2 separate regions of the Homo sapiens genome follow, and region 2 is linked to region 1. A link is a contact called in ENCODE Hi-C or POLR2A ChIA-PET data. All regions are on one chromosome and are shown on one strand. Each heading gives the region's core, a stretch centred on a gene start or an enhancer-like site at or near the end of the contact. The rest is flanking DNA. Distances are from core to core; before and after follow the strand shown.

What was found. A loop is a pair of places that touch in the nucleus more often than their neighbours do. ChIA-PET counts read pairs that join two places held with the same protein, here RNA polymerase II (POLR2A). Pooled maps may share reads with other maps.
Region 2: a loop to region 1 is called in a map of psoas muscle, with 4 times the contacts of the local background. The contact joins the promoter of TGFB3 here to the enhancer-like site in region 1. A Hi-C loop is called at or near these places in 4 of 168 maps with a recorded cell type or tissue (dorsolateral prefrontal cortex, gastrocnemius medialis and psoas muscle) and 4 of 50 pooled maps. POLR2A ChIA-PET finds 5 or more read pairs at or near these places in 3 of 52 experiments (CD8-positive, alpha-beta memory T cell, H1 and Panc1).

The regions. Positions count from the first base shown.
Region 1 is chr14:75,939,487-75,942,712 of GRCh38, forward strand. All of the region lies in intron 31 of TTLL5 (tubulin tyrosine ligase like 5), which reads left to right. Among named protein-coding and RNA genes, the nearest start is that of TGFB3, 41 kb to the right of the region's middle. Within about 2 kb of position 1,788, at least 3 of the 41 ENCODE cell types and tissues checked have a DNase peak (open chromatin) inside an H3K27ac peak, as active enhancers do; they include gastrocnemius medialis and psoas muscle, where a contact is called at or near this core.
Region 2 is chr14:75,980,745-75,983,813 of GRCh38, forward strand. TGFB3 (transforming growth factor beta 3) reads right to left here and starts at 1,251. Exons shown (of 7, transcript NM_003239.5): 1 at 1-1,251. The coding sequence starts at 149. RefSeq lists silencers at 1,556-1,795, 1,926-2,045 and an enhancer at 1,826-1,885.

The DNA.
Region 1 (3,226 bases), core at 538-3,037:
GCAATCTTCCTGCCTCAGCCCCTGAGTGGCTGGAACCACAGGTGTGCAACACCACGTCCAGCTAATTATTTTATTTTATTTTTAGTAGAGATGAGTTTCTCTATGTTGCCCAGGCTGGTCTCAAATTCCTGGGTTCAAGCGATCCTCCTGCCTCAGCCTCCCAAAGTGCTGGGATTATAGGCATGAGCCACCATGCCCAGCTGGACCATTTACTTCTCACCTTCTTTAGGTAACTGAAAGTGCTATTCTCCTAATCTTCAGATAGAGAACTGGTATCCAGCACCCTCTTTGACTCATTAATGCTGCATCTGCTACAGGAGGAATGAGGCTGAATTTTTATCAGACTAGAAGCTATTCTAGAAGAGGCAAAATCCACCCCCACCATCAATCTGTCTTTTGAACTCAAAGCTATATAAAAATCCATTCTAATGCCCCACCAAAGATTTTCTCCAGTGAGCAGAAAACAAAAATCATTATCCTTAAATCCCAGAGGTTTGAGGCTTGTGAATAGCATAAATCAATTTATAGCTCGTAGCATTGTTTTACTCTACCACTCTTCATTACCAGAGCTCCCTATAAAGAAATTAAATCTTTTTTTTTTTTTTTTTTTTTTGAGATGGAGTCTCACTCTTGCCCAGGCTGGAGTGCAGTGGCGCGATCTCAGCTCACTGCAAGCTCCGCCTCCCAGGTTCACACCATAGGCTGTCTCAGCCTCCCGAGTAGCTGGGACTACAGGCACCCGCTACCAAGCCTGGCTAATTTTTTTGTATTTTTAGTAGAGACGGGGTTTCACCATGTTAGCCAGGATGGTCTCAATCTCCTGACCTCATGATCCACCCGCCTCGGCCTCCCAAAGTGCTGGGATTACAGGCATGAGCCACCGCGCCCGGCCGAAATTAAATCTTTTTAAGAAAGTGAAGAAACTCTTCATAAAAGAAACTCTCCTTTTAATAATTCAGCCATTTATTTTATAAATCTAGGTTTTACATGTTTATATAAAAATACACCAGATATACTCAAGTAGGTTATGCTTCGAAACTAGCATGGTAGATACATCATAGAATTAGATCCCAAGAACATTGATTTTAGTCAGCCTTAAAATTTTTAAATTTTCATAACAGGGTGGTTATTAAGTATTCTTATGCCAAAAAACCTCTGTCAAACATGTTAATCAGTCTTCCATTAGGATACTTACTATCTAAATGTAGTTACAAAAAGAAACACTTTTCACTGAATGACATTTGAAAGTCTTTCAGAGATTTATATCTCTCTATTCCGTGATAAAATGTTATCATGCCCATCTGATGGGTTTATTATAATAAAATAATCCAGAATAGGGGGAACATGGTTTTTTACAGGTTTGTGAGACTTAAGTATATCTTCAGAAATGAGTTATGTGCATTTTTCTTAGAAGAATTAGGCTTGTTGTATTAATGACTATAATTCTTTATAGTAGAATTCCTTAAAATAGCATTGTATTAAAATTATTCAACACTCATTTGCGAGTAGAAAGGAAATCTTCCCCCATAGATGGACACTTGAGCTCTTGTTGGTTTTAGCATCTGAACTGAACCAGATGCCTGCATTACTCATGAGAAATTAAAAAGGATTTCTGGGAGGCCATGAGGGCTTGGTGGTGCTGCTGTAGTCAGCGGCTCCCATGTCCCATGTGGCTGCATTGCAGAGTTCCTTGGGCTGTCTTTGCTCTGAACAAACCCCTTGCAGCTGTGCCCGGCGCCTTTGTGACAACCCAGGCAAGGTTTCATGAAATGGATCTGATGTTCTTGTGCCTGTGTTATTCATTCCAACATACTGGAGCTATGCCCAGGAAGGTGAGGGGCAGCAGGTTGGCCCACACACCCCAGCTGTCCGTTTCTACTAATGTCACTCAGGATATAAATAAATTGATTCATTCACTTCCTTTCTTATCAAACCAGAATGTTGCCAGAAGATACTACCAGGGCTGCCCAGATCAGTTGGAAAGGCCTTAGGGACAAATCTTTAAGAGGTAAACGTCTTTGCATTTAGGTAATATTTTAAATTAAGTTTTTAATTTTATTTTTCTTATTCACTTCAGACCTTGGAGGGAGAAAAATAACTTTGGTTATATGTTCATAACATTTGAGGTTTGAGCCTTCTTTATTTGTCCCATTTTCCAGATAGGAATTTTTTCTTTTTACTGTATTCTTTTTTTCTGAGACAGGTTCTTGCTGTGTTGCCCAGGCTGGTCTTGAATCCTGAACTCTTGAGCTCAAGTGATTCTCCCTCCTCAGCCTCCTAAGCTGGGATTATAGGTATGTATCACCACACCTGCCTGGCTTAGGGCCTTCTTTATTGGCAGAAAATTCATGATGAACTTTTTTTTTTTTTTTTTTTTTTTTCTGAACTGGAAAAGCTATGAGTCATAGGATTTCATAAAAATGCGGTGGCTCACACCTGTAATCCCAGCACTTTGGGAGCCGAGGCAGGCGGATCACGAGGTCAGGAGATCAAGACCATCCTGGCTAACATGGTGAAACCCATCTCTACTAAAAATACAAAAAAACTAGCCAGGTGTGTGGTGGCTGGTGCCTGTAGTCCCAGCTACTTGGGAGGCTGAGGCAGGAGAATGGCTTGAACCAGGGAGGCGGAGCTTGCAGTGAGCTGAGATCATGCCACTGCACTCCATCCTGGGCTACAGAGCAAGACTCTGTCTCAAAAAAAAAAAAAAAATGTGTATCCCTTAACCTTCAGACAGCTGATGAGTGGTAGAAGCACTGGCCTGGAAGTACAGATTGCCGCTTACCACATCAGGCCTTTTGTTGTTTGTAGAAGCCTAGTTTGTATTGTTAGTTGGAAGTCTTTTGCCACCCATAGGGTAACAGCGCTATTGATCATCAGTCAATCAACTATTTACCAAGCAGCTCTCATGTAAATATTTATAAGGCAAAATGCTGGGTGCCCTGGGTCATGTGAAAATTTGTAAGATGCGATCTCAGCACTTAAGAGTGTAGCAGTGAAAATAAGCAGTATATGCAAGACAAAGTCCCTCCCCATGTGCCTCCAAATGATAAAAGAAACAATGATTTAGATCGTTTAGGAGGGTCTCTCCACCATTCCTCTCAGGTAACTTATGCTTCCAAATGAGCACGACATGTGAATCTGCTCTTGGCTTCAATGGTTCTTCATTCCTAGGTGATTCTCATAGTGCAGTTTACCTTGGCAAATGTTGATCACAATGTCTAAA
Region 2 (3,069 bases), core at 1-2,500, 41 kb after region 1:
TTGCTCAAGATCTGTCCCCTAATGGCTTCCACCCTCTTCTTCTTGATGTGGCCGAAGTCCAAGGTGGTGCAAGTGGACAGAGAGAGGCTGACCGTGGCAAAGTTCAGCAGGGCCAGGACCACCAGAGCCCTTTGCAAGTGCATCTTCATGTGTGAGCTGGGAAGAGAGGCCAGGGGGACGGCAAGGCCTGGAGAGGAAGAGACCCCAGCAGACGTGCAGAAGGAGGGAGGAAAACCAGGCGGCCTCCCCAGATCCCAAAGACTGAGGCTTGGCAAGAAGGTGCATGAACTCACTGCACTGCGAGAGCTTCAGGACTTCCAGGAAGCGCTGGCAACCCTGAGGACGAAGAAGCGGACTGTGTGCCTTGTAGCGCTGGGATTCTTGTCCATGTGTCTAAACAGGTTTTGCTGGGCTCTGACTCCCAGCAGGCCAGGTGGAGGGCAAGCAGAGGGCTGGGAGGGGTGGCAAGGCAGCTGGGAGTGGGAAGGGAGCTGGAGTTTTTCCTTAGGTAAAAATAAATAGAGTGGATATCTGATATTGCCAAACGCCGCTTGGCGATGGGGAGAAAGTGGGTATTTTAAAGAAGAAGCAGAAGGACCATGGCTGGGTCCCAAAATCAAAATCCTTGCCTTGCCTTGAAAGAAAATAAGAAAAGAGAATGGAAAAGAAAAGGGAAAAAAAAGTAAAAAAAAAAAGATCACCAGTGAGTAGGTGGGGAGAAGCAGGGCCGGGCAGTTGCTGGCCCAGCTAAAGGTGGGGGCAGTACAGGACACACTTGTCTCTCAGGCACTCCATTCATGCTTTCTCTTTTGTTTACACTTCCTCGGGGGCTTTCTAAATGACTTTGTTCACGCTGCCTCTCGTCTTCATTGGCTGGGGTGTGGGGTTATATGCATTGGAAGGCAGGGAGGCAGGCCTCTGAGCGCAGCAGCCCCAATCATCCACTCAGACGCCCAGGGTCACCAGCACCTCGGCTTGTCTTCTGCCTCGGCCATTGCTTCTGTCCCCTGCTTCTCTTTAAAAAATAAAAAGGAGAAAAAAATAAAATAAAATAGAAGCCAGTTCACGGCACGCCTGCTCCGGAAAGCTGTTATTCCTTCTCTCGCACGCCTCTTCCCCTGTCTCTGCCTCTCTCGCTCATTCCCTTGGACTTGACTCTCTGCTTCCCTCCCTTTCTCTCTCTCCCTCTCCCTCTCCCTCTCGCTCCTCTCCCTCTCTCTCTCACACACACACACATGCACACACACTGCTTTCTCTATTTCTCTCTGCTGAAATTTTATACCTCCCTCCCATGACGTCTCTGGCCTGGGGTGGGGGAGGGAGGGACCAGCGCACGCAGCCTCTTTTGCTGCACGATGTTAATGTTTTAAACAGGCACAGGAAAAGCCGAGCCCTTTTGAAAAATACTTTGCGAGTCCTCTCGTTCGACGTGGTAGCTGAACTTTTTTTCCCCTCTTGGAATCACTCCTGCCACACGTTGGCTGTTTTTCTGGAAAGTTACTCCGATGAGCCCCCTCCCTCCCTTTCCCCCAGCCCCGGCGCCCTCTCGCCAGCTGTCAGTCCGCGCCGTCCGCGGCCCGCGTCTACTCTCCCTCCTGGTCCCCCGGTCCCGGGGCCGCCCGCGGGCCAGGCCCAACCCGGGGCAGGGTCCGCAGAGGGCGCGGGACCCGGTAGGGGCGGCCATGCCAGCCTCGCAGAGGGGACTCCCAGCCTGCGAGCCGGGTCGGAGGGTCGGCGTCCGCTCCGCGGCGATCCTGGCCCGATTCTTCATTGACAAGATCGGAGTCGGGAGGCGGGCAGAAGCCTGGAGACGCTCCAGGGGCAGTGAAAAATGGTGGCGTTTTCCGGAAGATCGAGGGTGCCCTCTGGCGAGGCGAGGCCGCCAGTGAAGGAGCTCGGCTGGTCGGGAGCCGGGGAGGCTCGGGGGCTGGGGGCTGCGGGGTGGGGGCTGAGGGGCGGGAGAAGGGGCTGCGGTAGAGAGCGAGAAAAACAAGACCCAGGCCCCGAGGAATCGCCTCCCTCCCGGCCCGACGTGCGCACGAGCGCACCTCTCCCTCCCCGACCGCCGCTCCGGAGCCGCTCTCGCAGAAATGTCATCCAGATGTTCAGCCTCCCTCCCCGCCGAGGTCTCCGCAGGGAGCTGCGCCAGCGAGCGCGAAGTCAGCAGTTGGCCCGAGCCCATTTCCCAGATGGGTGAGGGGAAGTCGGCTCTGTGCTTTCGCTCCTCTTCTCGGCCCGAACCTCTAGGCCTTTTCCCACGAGCAGCCAAGGGAGGGTAGGGCACGTGGCTCCCCGCACCCCGCAACACAGGGCTTGCCTCTGAACTGAACTTTCCTGAGAGTGAGTGCCGCTCCCACCCCATCTCACTCCAGCCTTCCTGGACCCTTTCTGAGAGGTCTGGCTTCCAGGCCACTAACTGAAGGGGCTGTTCTCTGTATCCCAGCACAGCGGTGGGTCACTTTACGGATGAGGAAACTGAGGCATAGAGTTTTTTGTTTTTTTTTTTACAGACCACACTGCTTGTGAGTGATGGAGGCGATATTTTACACAGGCTATCTAGCTTGGGTAGGCATTACTTTCATTTGCAAAACCAATGGGAAACCTAGGGGTAGAAACTTTAAAAGTAACTTGCCCAAGGTCACATAGTTATTAGGTGTCAGCTGTTGGGATTTGGACCCAGGACGTTGCCAGATTCTGGACTTAATTACTATGCTATACTGCCTCTGAAATTTCAGAAAAAGTTTAATGTTTACTATATACCAGGCACTATTCTAGGCTCTGTGAAGAATATCAGTGAACGAAACAAAACTCCTGCCCTCAGGGAAATTTTATTTTAGAGGCAGGGGTGGGGCAGTGGAGGAGGCGATAAACTAAATAAATATGTAAATGATGTAGTACGGTAAAAAGTGCTGAGCCAGGTGCAGTGGCTCACGCCTGTAATCCCAGCATTTGGGGAGGCCCATGCAGGAGGATTACTTGAGCTCAGGAATTCGAGACCAGCCCCAGCAACACGGCGAAACCCAGTCTCTACAAAAAAATGGAAAAATTAGCCCGGCATGTTGGCGCAGG